Regions from separate parts of the Homo sapiens genome. Here regions 2 and 3 are each linked to region 1. The links are chromatin contacts, found by Hi-C in ENCODE. All regions are on one chromosome and are shown on one strand. Each heading gives the region's core, a stretch centred on a gene start or an enhancer-like site at or near the end of the contact. The rest is flanking DNA. Distances are from core to core; before and after follow the strand shown.

What was found. A loop is a pair of places that touch in the nucleus more often than their neighbours do. Pooled maps may share reads with other maps.
Region 2: a pooled map shows a loop between it and region 1 (4-fold over the local background). The contact joins the enhancer-like site here to the promoter of VSIG10L-AS1 in region 1. A Hi-C loop is called at or near these places in 1 of 37 single-sample maps with no recorded cell type and 6 of 50 pooled maps.
Region 3: a loop to region 1 is called in a pooled map, with 19 times the contacts of the local background. The contact joins the promoter of CNOT3 here to the promoter of VSIG10L-AS1 in region 1. A Hi-C loop is called at or near these places in 1 of 37 single-sample maps with no recorded cell type and 5 of 50 pooled maps.

The regions. Positions count from the first base shown.
Region 1 is chr19:51,338,332-51,343,387 of GRCh38, forward strand. It overlaps VSIG10L-AS1 (VSIG10L antisense RNA 1), which reads left to right and starts at 1,689. Exons shown (of 5, transcript NR_186316.1): 1 at 1,689-2,386; 2 at 2,735-2,843; 3 at 3,519-3,654. VSIG10L (V-set and immunoglobulin domain containing 10 like) reads right to left here and starts at 3,808. Exons shown (of 10, transcript NM_001163922.3): 1 at 3,754-3,808; 2 at 2,822-3,676; 3 at 2,102-2,395; 4 at 1,684-1,968; 5 at 557-811. The coding sequence starts at 3,793. RefSeq lists silencers at 583-922, 1,573-1,842.
Region 2 is chr19:54,207,046-54,210,271 of GRCh38, forward strand. It overlaps RPS9 (ribosomal protein S9), which reads left to right. Exons shown (of 5, transcript NM_001013.4): 5 at 353-602. The coding sequence ends at 530. Among named protein-coding and RNA genes, the nearest start is that of RPS9, 7.8 kb to the left of the region's middle. RefSeq lists enhancers at 1-304, 305-811, silencers at 907-1,090, 1,537-1,712 and a cis regulatory region at 1,476-1,736. Within about 2 kb of position 1,251, at least 29 of the 41 ENCODE cell types and tissues checked have a DNase peak (open chromatin) inside an H3K27ac peak, as active enhancers do.
Region 3 is chr19:54,135,576-54,140,631 of GRCh38, forward strand. CNOT3 (CCR4-NOT transcription complex subunit 3) reads left to right here and starts at 2,187. Exons shown (of 18, transcript NM_014516.4): 1 at 2,187-2,418.

The DNA of each region.
Region 1 (5,056 bases), core at 439-2,938:
ACTGCCAATTTACTCACTCATTAGCTCATTCATTCATTCATTCATTTATTATCTGATTTCCTCATCAAACACTTATTGAACACATACCATAGGCGCAGGCCCTGTACTGGGAAACTCATATTATTTTCAGCTATTCTTTCTTCTTTATTATTATTATTATTTTGTAGCAATAATAATTACAAGACTGGGTCTTGCCACACTGCCCAGGCTGGTCTTGAACTCCTAGACTCAAGCAATCCTCCCGCCCCCAGCTACCAAAGTGCTGCGATTATTGCGCCCGGCCTTGTTACTTTTTAAAATATCACTGCTTTATCTCTCTGAACACGTGTGAAAGTGATGGCCTTCTTCCTGTGTCCAGAAAAATACCCCCATCCCTGCACCCCGCCACCATGAGGTATAGGAAAATCTTTGTCCCTTTTCTAGTTTGAAGACAGTGAAGTCCTGCCTCTTTCTTGGACTAAGGACGTACCCCATACCCCTTCAGAATTTTCGAAGGACCAAAGAAAAAGTCTCCCTCCTCCTCGAGAAACAGCAAAAAAGCCCCGCGCCCTCTCACCCGGCGTGACTGTGCAGGTACGCGTGGCCACCAGGTGGCGAGCAAGGCAGGTGATGGGGACGCCGCTGAGCCGGGGGTGGGCGGGGACGGCCGCCAGCAGCACAGAGGACACTGGCCCGGCGCGGATGCCTTCGGGGAGACCCTGGAACTGCAGGGAGGCAGCAGGGGCCCCGCCGGGCCACGAGCAGCGGAAGCGGAGGCTGCGGTCCCCGGGACCCCCTTCAACTGAGCACTGTGGGGCCCCGGGGGGCAGGTCTGCGGAGAGAAGGGAGAGAATGAAGATGGAGTCCCTTTCTCATTTCTTCTCCAGCCCCGCCTCCCCGCGCGGTGACTCCACCCTTCTTCACTAGCCCCACCCCATAGGCGCTCACACTCCCCACTTTTCCTGCGATCCCGTTCCCTTTTCCCATTAACTTCCTCGCTAAGTGGGTAGCCCGCAGCCCTGCTGACTGCCCAACTTTCTTAAGAAAACTGCATCTTCACACAATGATATTTCTCTTCCCAAACGTAACTCAGCCCCTTCCTTTCCAGCTCCACCCACTTCTGCCAGGTTACTTCGCCCCCTCCTGGATTGCACTCCGAGAAGCCTCCCCTTTTCCCAGATATCTCCGCCCTTCCTTGTGGACCCCTTCCCCTTTCTAAGACAATTCTGCCCGCTTTCTAAATGACCTCGCCCCTTTCCCTGGTGACTCCGCCCCCCTTGCCAGGTAACTTCTCCCTTTGCTGATCCCACTTAAGCAAATTAGTTCTTTCCTTTTCTAACTCCCACTCTTTGCCATTTAACTCCGCTTGTCGACTTTGTCGAGTGTTCCATGCCCAGGAATGTCCGCCCTCTCAGTGCTGGGCCGGCCCGTCAGTCCTGGTCATCCCTGCCACTCTATTTGGCTCCTTCCCTTATCCTCTTTCTGGCCCCGCCTCTTATCCTAGGTGTCTCCGCCCCTCCGCGCTGGCCCGCCCCACCACGGGTATCCCAGCTCCTTCTTGGTGACCCGCCCTCCCGCTGGCCCTGCCCCACCCACCGGTATGCTGCTCCTCCTTGCTGGCCCCGCCCCTTTCCTCTAGCCCCGCCCTCGTTCTGGCCCCGCCCCTCTCCCAGGCATTCCCCTACTCCCGCTCCAGCCTCTCACCCGCCACTGTAAGGTTGAGCAGCGAGCGGCGGCGGCGGCCGGTACGCGGGTTCGCCGCCAGGCAGGCGTAGGTGCCTGCGTGGCCCGGTCCGACCGCGGGCAGCAGGAGGCGCGACCCCGCGGGCACCGCGGCCTCGGCCGGGTCCGCCAGGCTCCACGTGATGTCGGCGGGCGGCCGCGAGGCGGCGGCGCAGCGCAAGGTCACGTTACTGCCCGCGGTGACAAAGCGGGCAGGCGCGGCGTCGCGGTCCGAGGAGACCGTGATGGTCGGCGGGTCCGGGCCGTCTGGAGGGAGGAGGGGTCGGGACCGCGAGTGTCAGGGTCACCTGGGACGCCGCTAGGACTCCCGGAGACTGGGTCCCCAGCCCGCTTCTCCCCAAGGACCCCCTGTCCCCGACCCGAGGCATCCCCCACTCACAGAAGACGCTGACGTCGGCGGCAGCCTCCCTGTGGCCGAAGGGGCTGCGGACGCGGCAAGTGTACCGGGCGTGGTCGCTGCGCACAGGGCGCACGATGAGCAGCTGGTCGCCCTCTGAGCGCATCCGGGGCGTCTCGGCTCCCTCCGATTCCGCCGCCTCCAGGGCGCGTCCGTCCCGGCTCCAGCTCAGCTCCCCGCGACCTGGCCCCCACCCCAGGCAGCGCAGCCGGAGCTCGGCCGCCCCCTCCTCTGTCTCTGGAGCCTTGGGCTGAACCGACAGCTGGGGTAGGGGCTCTGGGAGAGGGAGAATGGGCTCAGGACCCACCCAGTCCTGGAGCCCATCTTTGGTCCCCTTAGAGGGAACCCCAGCCGCTGCTCCCTCTAAGCCCCTGGAGTCTCAGCCCCCATCCCTCTCCTCTCATAAACCTATGAGTTTGAGCCCCCAGACACCTCCTCTCCGGGACCCAGGAGTTCGCCAGAAGAGGCTCCTAGCCTCCTCCTCCTCCCTCAGACCTGGGAGTTCAGGCTCCCAGGAGTCTCCATCCCAGGTCCACCTTTGCTCAGACACCCCTGCCTTGACCTCTAGCTCTTTTTCTCCCTTCCTCAACCCAGAAGTCCTCTTCTCCTATCCAGGGACCCCACAGCACCGTGACTTGCCCAAAGCCTGGCAGAGCAGAGCAGCCCCTGCCGCCTGCACGCCGGACGCCAGGGCCCACTTACCATACACACCCACCGTGAACTCGTGAGTCTGCTGGGAGACCCCTGCCCGGATGACCTCAGCCGTGTAGACCCCTGCATCGTCCAGCTGGGCAGAGGCGAGCTCCAGAACCCCCCGGGCCTGGTCAAATCGCAGGTGGTCTCGGTGAGCAGGGTCCAGGCTGATCAGAGGTGCCCCTGGCCCCAGGCCCCCAGCTGCCAGCACCTTTGAGCCCCGGCGCCAGACCACCAGAGAGGTGGGGGGCCCAGGGTTGGGGATTGGGACTAGGGGGAGCCGGATGGTGGTCCCCACCAGCACAGCGAGTGGGCCCCCCACCTGCTGGGGAAAGCTTGCAGCTGAGTGGGTCTCTGCAGAAAATTTGGATTCAGGGCTCTGGGCAGAGAGTTTAAGATCCATATCATCCGGGGAGAATTTTGAATCTGGGGCCTCAACAGACAGTTTGGTATGGGAGACTTGAGTAGAAATGTTTGAAGCTGGGGTCTTAACAGTGAAGGAAGGCTTGGGGTCTTTGGCAGGAACTTGAGGATCCGAAATATCAGGAAATACTTCAGAACCAGGGGTTTCAGAGAAGGGGGAAACCGGGCTCAAATCTTGGCCCTCAGCAGAAACATTTGACCAGAAGGACCCAGACATGTTGGAACTCAGGGCCTCAGGAAACCAGCTGGAATCAGAGATTCCAGCAGAGGCTTTTGAATCCAGGAACTGATCTGGAACTTTCCAGCTGGGAGGTTTGATGGAGGGAACTTCCACACCCAGCCCCTGGGAAGAGCTCTTTGAGTCTGAAGAGAAGGCAGAGGAGAAGTTGGTTTGCTGAAGTCCAGAAGAGGCTCTGAGGGTGAGGATCCCTACCAAGGAGGCTGCAGAGAAGAGAGGAAGGCATTGGGGGAGGCTGCTGAGGGAGACTGACAGGGAAGGGACTGAGCAGGGAACTTACCCAGGAGTAGGAAGAGTGGCAGAGCCTGTGGGTTGTCCATGGTGCTGGCCTCACTGAAAGGACACTGGAGAGAGACCCAGGACTGCACCCATCCCTCCCGGGTCAGACGAGTCCAACAGGACTGGTAGCTTAGCTTCCTGGGAGGGGAAGGGAGCCAGACCCAGAGGGAGGTGCCAAGATCCTCAACCCCAGTGTGGTGGCTGAGCTGCCCACCTCATCCCACTCTCTTCATTAGCTGGTCCCATCTGCAGAGAGGCCCAGCCTGATCCCTGCCCTCCCCACCCCCAGGGGGAAGCTGGAGAAAACATTCCCAGCTAAAAATGTGGGAGCAAATTTGTGAGACAAAGCCAGGAAGACTTCCTGGAGGAGGGTGAGGTGACCTTTCCGAGAGCCCCACCTCTGATGGCCACAGCTTCAGAGCAGGCTTCCTCCTCCCCAGCCTCCTGGCTCCTTCCACTCTGTCTTGCCTGCAGCCTCAGATACATCTGACCCTGCTCCTCCTCTGCTCCAAACCCTCCCACGGCTCTCTGTTGCCCTCAGAACCAAGTCTCCAGGTGCTATCTCCTGCCAGGGCCTCTATCCTGAGACCAGAGCTGCATTTCCGCATCCCCGAGGCCCTCACATGGCCTGTGTCCCGCTAAACTCAGACTCTTTCCTCTAACCCAAACTTCCTCACACCTCCAGGATGGCTTCACTGTCTTCGCAAATGCTGGAGAACATTCCCACCTCCTCCCTCCCTGTCACCACTGTCGATCTGAGTCCAACCCTCCTCCCCCTAGTTCTCACTGGCCAGGCTCTGTCTTCTCTTCCTGCCCCGTCTCCCTCCTCTGCCCAGTCTCCTCCATTCCCTGCCAGGGTCCTTCTATACCCAGAGCTGAACCTGCCTCCCCCTGCTCACAGCCCTCCCCTGGCTCCCCAGTGCCCTCTGGAGACATCCAAGGTTCAAAGCAAACTCATGCACAGCCCCCACTCAAGCACTTGAACATCCTGCCATTCTTATCCTGCCCGCCCATCTCACCTCCCAGTCCTCTACCTGGAATGCTCTCTCCCACTCTCCACCTCCCTCCAACCTGGCTAAACCACAACTTGTCCTTCAGGTCTCACCTTATTAAGAACCATAATTACCACTTAATTTGAGCCAGGAACTACGCTAAATGTTTCCTATGCACTATCAGGCTGAACACTTCTAAACACCCTATAAGCTGAGTGTCATTATACTCACTTTGCAGGCCAGGGGACTTAGGCTCAGAGAGGTCAAGGGACCTGCAGGAGGTTGCACAGCCAGAGGGAGAAGCTGGACTTG
Region 2 (3,226 bases), core at 1-2,500, 2.9 Mb after region 1:
CTGCACGTGGTAATACAGCTCAGTGTCAGGTGTGGGGTTCACGATATTTCAGACTCGGAACTTGGGGGCTCTCACATGGCCATCTCATTTGCTTTGTGGTCTTAGGTGGGATACTTTCGGATTTCTCCTATAAAATGGGGTTGAGAAAGTCATCTGAAGCATTTTTGGGGATTAAGGTGATACCCTAAAACCCCGGAGGGCGCACGTAGGATCAGGTGCACCCTTCCTGCAGCGCCTTGGTGTCTGCAGCCGTGGCGGCCTCACGGGGTGGGTGGAGAGGAAAGAGTGGTGCGGTAGCTGGGGTTAGCGTCCGTTTCTCCTCCAGTCCACCTCACCTTGTCGCTGCTTCCAGGGTCCGCAAGCAGGTGGTGAACATCCCGTCCTTCATTGTCCGCCTGGATTCCCAGAAGCACATCGACTTCTCTCTGCGCTCTCCCTACGGGGGTGGCCGCCCGGGCCGCGTGAAGAGGAAGAATGCCAAGAAGGGCCAGGGTGGGGCTGGGGCTGGAGACGACGAGGAGGAGGATTAAGTCCACCTGTCCCTCCTGGGCTGCTGGATTGTCTCGTTTTCCTGCCAAATAAACAGGATCAGCGCTTTACAATTGGTGTGTGGGGGTCTCTCATCCTTGACTCTTTCCCCTGCTCTAAACATGCAGCCTTCCCTGGGAGGCTCACTCACTTGGGAGTGCCTACCAGCTAGTGGTCCCTGGCCTCTCAGTACTATTCTACAGTAGTGAACACACATCTTTACCAGAAACTTCTGTCATCAGGGGAGAGACGAGTGGTATTTTTGGAAAAACTGTGTCAAAACCAGAAGGAAATTCCAAGTAAGCCGGTGTTTGCATATAGGGGTGGGAGGGAGCCGGTCATTGCTAGGCAGGGCAGGCGCCGAGTGGAGGTGGGGGCCTTCCCTGCCTGCTGGCCCTGGGACCCTGACCCCGCCAGGCAAGAGACAGGTGGGACGGGAGCTGACCAGAGGCTGACGGGTTGCTGGGGAAGGTGAACTGTTGGTGATTGTTGGGGAACACTTCACAGAATTTGCTTGCTAGTTTCAAAGCTTGTGATGCAGTTGATGTTGGGCAAGTTCCCAGTTTTGTCTTCACATGTAGGGGAAGTGGGTTAGCGTAGGAGAAGGGGCGTTGAGGGAAGTCTGTTCCTCCTCTCCGCGTTCAGTGCTTCTGTGGACTCACGGTCAAGAGGTTGGCAGGCTTCCCTTTTCTCAGCCTTGTTGATCATCTGTGTTGGGAAGGGGTTTGGTTTCTGAGGAAGTGAGAAACCTGAAATTGTGCAACCCCCTCAGGCTGCAGGCTGTAGTTGATTGGGTCCTTATCTGGAGGCCTTCAGGGTTTGAGGTCAGGGCAGGGACAGTTCTGGAACACAGCTAAGTTACTGTAAACCACGTGGAGAAGTCCATTGCGGCTTACTCAAGCTAGGTGGTTGGCCCTTCCTTCCCTCAGCGTTGCTACTTGGGAAATGACGGTGGTCTTGTGTCCATGGGGCCAGCTGCTGCACCATCTGGGCTCACTGTGGTCTCCTTCCTTGGAGCGTGGGGTCTGGGCTAGTGGATGGCCGGGGCAGCGTACTCACTGGGCTCCTGGGAGCTCCCCTGGGAGGAAGAGACTGCAGTTGTCTCTGGTCTGAGAGGTGGTGGCTCACCTGGGTGTAGCTCACAATTGCGGAGCTCCACGGCAGCCTGGAGGGAGGGGAGAGTGGGAGTTGAGGTATGCGGTTCTGGGGAGAAGCCTACGGGCTTGGAAAGGAAAAGGGTCTTCAGGGCTCTGTCTACAGAGGCAGCGAGCGGGGCAACAGAGGGAGACTCCATCTCAAGAATTTGTAGAGATGGAGTCTCAATGTGTTGCCCCGGCTGATCTAAAACCCTTGGCCTCAAGCAATCCACTCGCCTCCCAAAGCGCTAGGATGACAGGTGTGAGCCACAGTGCCTGGCCTGCGTGGGTCTGTTTAATCTCCGGGCCTCTTGCTCTCCCTTTCTTGGTGATCTCCTTGGACCACATCCCTGTATCATTCTCTCTCTCGACCCTGAGCCCAGGGTCCAGAGCAGAGAACGGGATGGGGTCTGGGTAGGGGCCCCTCACTTGCAACCAGGATGTTGGGTGGGGGCGACGGGGGACCGACCTTGGGCAGGAGGCATTGTGTCCACCGCAGCATCTGTGCTGGCCCCCAGGGGGGTGGCTCGCATGGCCCAGGGGGACGTCCAGGAGGTGCTGCCCATCTAGGCGCTGGCGGGCTGGGAGCCCCTTGTCCTGGTCAATGCAGAGCTGTCAAAACCGGCCTCTGAGTGATGCTGAGGGGTCAGGCTGTCTCCAGAGAGCACCGGCGATCCCGGCTGTGCTGAGAGGGAGGGCTGAGGGCTGCCTGGACGCCCCTGAGATGAGGCGACTGGTATTTAGGGGATGCGTACTCTCTGGGGCCCGCTGGGGCCTGCAGGGAGAGCTCTCACCGGTCTCAACTCCATGCCTTCTGCCTTGTGCTTCTGGCCCAAGAGGTCGGGGTCACTGACCACCCCGTGTCCACCTAAGGCTTCCCTGGACACACAGCAGGGAGATGGGCAATGAGGGTGGGGGTTGTGGCCCTGCCTGTCACGGTCCCCAGCAGTGCAGATGAATTAGACCATTGAGCCACAGAGCCTGGAGGGCAGATGGGTGTGCTGGTATAAGGAGCCCCGGGCTCTGTGTTACAGGTCATGTGTTCTCACCAGTGGCCTTGCAGGAGGGGAACAGCCCCTTCCCCAGGGCCTCGCTCTGCTCCCCCTGAAGGATGGGGCTGAGGGGACAGCAGGCTCTGGGGGCCTTTCAGACCACATTTGAGTCAAAATTTGACTTCCCCATACTCTGCCTGCTTCCACCTCACCCAACTCTCATCCAGGGGTGACCCTTGTTCTAGCACATGAGGCTGAGGCCAGAGAGGGCAGGGCCTTAGGACACAGCCCAGTCACTGTTCTAATTCTAGAGGCAAGCCCCTTCCATGTCCTGAGCTCTGTAATGCATCTTTTCTTTCATGAGCCTTGCGATCAGGCGATGTTTATTCAGTGGTTACCACATCCAGGCATGCTGCCAGGAGGAGGGGAGTCGTGGGTGAAGCTGATAGGATTCCTGCTGGACTCACAGAGCCTGGGTTAATGACACATTACCCATGTTTAGATAGGAGGTAATTCTGCTCCGGTTTCGACAAGTTGTAGGAAAGGAGGAAAACATGCTCATAGCAGGTG
Region 3 (5,056 bases), core at 937-3,436, 2.8 Mb after region 1:
GGGTTCAAGTGATTCTCCCGGCCCGGCCTGGCCTCTAATTTAAAAAAAATTTTTTTTTTTTAAAGTTCCTCAGGTAGGCCAGGCGCAGTGGCTCACGCCTGTAATCCCAGCACTTTGGGAGACTGAGGCGAGCGGATCACCTGAGGTCAGGAGTTCGACACCAGCCTGGCCAACATGGTGAAACCCCGTCTCTACTAAAAATACAAAAATTAGTCGGGCGTGGTGGCGGGCGCCTGTAATCCCAGCTACTCGGGAGGCTGAGGCGGGAGAATCACTTGAACCCCGGGAGGCAGAGGCTGCAGTGAGCCTAGATTGTGCCACTGCTCTCCAGCCTGGGGGACAAGAGCAAGTCTTCGTCTCAACAACAACAACAATAACAACAAGTTCCTCAGGTGACTCTGATGTGCAGCCAAGTTGGAAAGTCATCGCTAGATCCGCGGTGTGCAAAGTGAACTGCGGACCGTGGACTGCGGCACTTGTTAGAAAAGCAGAATTTGCATTTTAACACATTCCTAGGTGATTCCGGAGATGTCTGAGAAGCGATACTTTGTCCAGGGGCCACAGTTTGAATAGCAAAGCTCTAGAACAATAACTCTAGGCTTCATTCCCGTTGTCTGTGTGTGGGCCTACGAATATGCATTTTCGCAAGCATTCCTCCTCCCCCTTGCCTCAGACCATTCTGATGCGGGTGGTGCTGAACGGCTCCATCCTCCTTCACGTTCACCTCTCCCTGGGATTTATCTTACTTTCCACCACCTAGACAGGAAGGGGCGAATCTGGCTTCCCATCTCGGTTGTGTGACCCTGGGCAAATGCCTCCCAGTTCGTGGAAGTCTCAGTGTCTAGTTAAGTTTTCAATCACAAGTCATTCCTCACATTCATTCATCTATTCCTTTGACAAATGGTTACTGACTACTTCCTGCGTGCTAAGTGCTGGAGATGCAAAATCCAGACAGGGAAACCGAATAATTACGAAAATGACGGTAGACGTACAAAAATAAATCCTAACGAACAAGGCGCGCAGGAGCGCTCCGCCCGGGAGGGAGGTCAGGGAAGTTTTCTCTCCAAGAAGACAACAGAGCTGAGACCTGAAACGAGCAGGCATTAGGGAGCCACCCGTCTCCTCTGTACCTTCTGCAGCGTCCTCAACACACTAAGGAAGCGGAGACGCAGAGGAGAATGACTGTCCCACCATCTGGTCGCCTAACCAGGCAGGGGCAGGACAAAAACTCCATGCCTCACGCTTCCCAACCAATTCTGCTATGCACGGTGCCAGAGACTTAAAGCAGTGTCTCTGGTCCCTTTCTTCTTTCACTCAGCAAATAATGAATTTCAGAGATGTGCCAACATAGAGGCACTTGGAGAAAGACGAGGCAGCTGAGAGGGAAGCTGCTTACCTGGCCGGGACGCAACGGTTGCGACCAAGTCCCACTTCTGCCAGCTACATACACCCTCTTTCACACGCTCTACGAGCAGCTACCGCCCACTCGCCACGCTATTGGTCCAACTAGCATGAATGATAACTTTTAGGGCCAACGAAGAAAAAGGGGTGGACTTTCTTGCCCAGCTCCTCCCACTTGGCCCTGTGGCTGTTTTGATTGGCAGATGACTTCGGCTCGGCCCCCGCTTTAAAGGCACCTGTCTGTCTCCCATTAGGTACGCGGCCCCTAACGCCCACACTCCATGCCTTCCTCCGCTTTCCCCACCCACTTCCAGGACCAACCAATGACTTCAAGGCAGAATATGCCCCCGCAACCAATTAAAAAGAGCTCTAAACTTGACGGACGACTTCCCGCCCCTGGACTGTCGTAGCTCCTCCCCCAGACCAATTGTTTTAAGAGAGGGGGGCGGATACATCCAATCAGCACGACACAGGTCTCTTGATTGACGTTCGGGTCCTCGCGCTGGCGTGTTGTGCCCTGAGGCGGGAGGAGGAGGAGGAGCGGGGAGGAAAACCTGAGCCAATCCTAGCAGCCTGCGCGGGAGGCCAATCGAACGCCGCGCCTTGGAGCGATCACCCAATCCGCGAAAGGGGGCAGGGCGCATCCCTGCCAGGAACCAATAGAAAGCCTCCAAGGGTCAGGAGCGACGTTCAGCGGGAGCAATGACTGGCCTATATTCGGGACTCGGGGGCGGGTCGGCGCCAGAGACGAGAAGAGAGGAGGGGAGGCCTCCTCCGCCGCCGCCATCTTGGACCGGGCCCGGTCAGCTTCCGCGGAGCCATCGGCAGACGCCGCGGCCTCCCTTGAGCCCCGACCCCCGTCGTCAGAACAACCCCGGGCCCACTCCCCCAACCCCACTTCCGCTTCGCGCCGCTATCGCGATAGCGCCCGGGCCCGGGGCGCGAGAAAAAGGCGGCGGGCGCTCGCCTCCCCCGCCTGTCGCGATACGCTCCTCAGCGGCGGCGCCAGCTCCTGTGGTGAGAGCGTCAGGCTCGACTGGGCCGGACCCCTTCCCTTCCTCCCCCCGGCGCCATCGGCCGCCCTCCCCGCCGCCTCCCGCCCTGGCGACACCGCCGTCTGTCGCGACATGGCCTCCCCTCGCCTGCCCCCTGCCGCCGCCTCTGCAGCGCGGGGCTCCCGGCGGGGGGCGGCTCCCTCCCTCTCGCCCTCCCGTTCCTGCGCCTCTTTCACGTTCCTCAGCGCCTCCCGGGGGTCCTTCCGCGACCCGGACCCCGGGCCCCGCCCGCCGCCGCCTCCCCGCGTGGCATCGCGTCGGGCCCCCCGGTAGGGGTGTGAGGGTGCGAAGCCTCCCGGGCGCGAGGTGCCCGCCCCTCTCCGCGTCGGTATTGGCTCCTGGCTGGAAGGATGGAGGCGCCCCTGGTCCCAGGTGCCCGCCCTCTCGGGGCTCAGGTGCCTGCCCCCCTCGGCCTCGGTCCTTCGCGTTGTGGGGCAGCCTCCGCGCCGGGGCTTCTCCCTCGACGGTGGCGGGGAGGGGGGGTGGTGGTCGGGACGAGGACCCCAGCTGGGTGGGGGAGTCACCCTTCCCAGGACCGAGGCCGCCCTCCGCATCCCTCCTCACTGCTCCCGGGAGCGCAGCCTCCCCTGGATCTCAGGTTCCAGCTGCCCGTCTGTATCGGATGGGAGCCTCTTGGGAGAGGAGTGGAGGAGAAACTCCCCGTTAGTTGGAGCCTTTGCCGAAGTTTCCACCTCTGTAGTCTGCAGCTCTTCCCTCTCATAGCGAGTAGCGCCCTGGGTGGCTCCAGCCTCGCCATCCCGCTGCACTGGGCGCCTGCCTTTTTGGGGGAGTTTGGCTTTCCCCCACCTGGGGTACAGGACCGTCCTCAGTGTGGCCCACGTCTGGTCTCAGCTCTCACACTTCTTTGATCCTGGCGTCTGCCCCTGGCTTTGCAGCCTTGAACTCCCCTGCATCGTGACTCTCCGACCTTCTGGGTGTGGGCGTCTCCCAGTGATATCAGGACCACTGTGGTCTTGTTGCTGGGGGCTGCTGGGATCCCCTGGCGCTCAGGTGCCTGGTGAAAGACACTAAGCCGCCACGCTGTCCATGTTAGTGAGCTCCCACTGCGGGCAGCACCAGCCCCTCTTTCTGAGCAGTCCCTGCCTCTCAGTGCAGGGCGGCCACCCACCCCGGGGTGAGCTCTCCTGTCCTTTTGGTGAGGGGTTTTGATGTCTCCCCTCCCTCCCTTCACCCCTGCCTGAGTATGAGGCTTCTTCCATCTTCACACCAGTCTCCTCCTTTAGGGTGTCAGCTCTCCAAGGACCAAGAAGCCCACTGCCCTTGATATTTGCATCAGATCCCACACTGTGGGTTTGTTGACTTCCCATCTACCCTTACGCTGGGTGTCAGCAGTTGGAGAACAAGGGTTTCGCCTTCTGGCCCCGCTGCTGGTACCCCATGAGAGTAGGAAGCTTCCTAGACCCGGGTTCCTGTACTGCGAGGTGGGGGCTCTTCCCTCTGGGGCTGTGCCTTCTCTCCAGGGTAAGGACCCTTTCTTGGTGTCACCTCCCCCAGGGATAAGGTTCTTGCCATCCTTGGTATTGGTATGGCTGCTTTTCTGGATTTGAGGTGTCCACGCCTCTGCATGTGTCCCCACCGTAAGGCTGAGGACCCCTCTCGGATGCAGGTGCCCCCGGCTAATGCTTCCAAAACCCCCTCTTGATTTGTCACTGTATGGGGTAAGGCATAGTTTCCTGGCTGTGTGGATGTAAGATACCTGAGTCTCAAGCGGGAGACTCCACTGTAGACCCTGTCCCTGGGACCAGAGACTTCTCTGGTGTAGACTTTCCAAGGTGGGAGATTCCAGCCCCCCACCCTTGGCATGGGGCATCTCAGTGGAGATGACTACCTCTACCCCAGGCCCTAACGCATCCTTCTTCTGGAGTCTCAGAGCCTCTGTGTGGCCACGTCAGCAGCCACCTGGGTTAAGGATCACCCTTCAACATCACTTCTCAGAGCTCCTTGCTGCAGAGGCGGAAGCTCTCCCAGATCAAAGGTGCCTCATGACAAAGACCACTCTGTGGGCACATGACGGCCCCCAAGGTTAAGGACCACCCGGTGTTAGTTTCCCAGGGCTGACCTCCTGCCCCTCCCTCCTCGAGTCTTTGTGTGGTGGTATCATCTTCCCTGAGATGAAGTCTGGGGGGCTCTTCTTTACTGGTTTTGGCTCTGATTTTAGCGTGTTGGCTCCTGTGAGGCTGGTGTCCTGCTCACCTCCCCCCACCCCGCCACCCGCCTTGTGGGTCCCTTCCCTGTGGGGATGTGTGTTCCTCTTGGGTAAGTCTCCTCCTGGGCCGAGGTTCCCAGATTCCTCAGTGCTCTTGGAGAGCCTTTGCTGCTGGAGCACAGGTTCTTCACGCCTGAGAGTGGACCTGCGATCACCACCTTCCTTGGAGGATCTTGGTGGATGCCCCCCTGACTACAGCAAATGGGGCTCTTTCTTCTCTGGCGGCGTCTCTGCTTCGAGACTCAGGCTCCAGCTTCCCTTCTCTCTGGTCCTTTGCTGGGGGGACCAGAGGTACAGATACCCTCATGATATAGGGATTTTCTTAGCGGGGAAGGTGTTGTCTCTACTGTGGCTAAGGCTCCAGCCTCTCTAG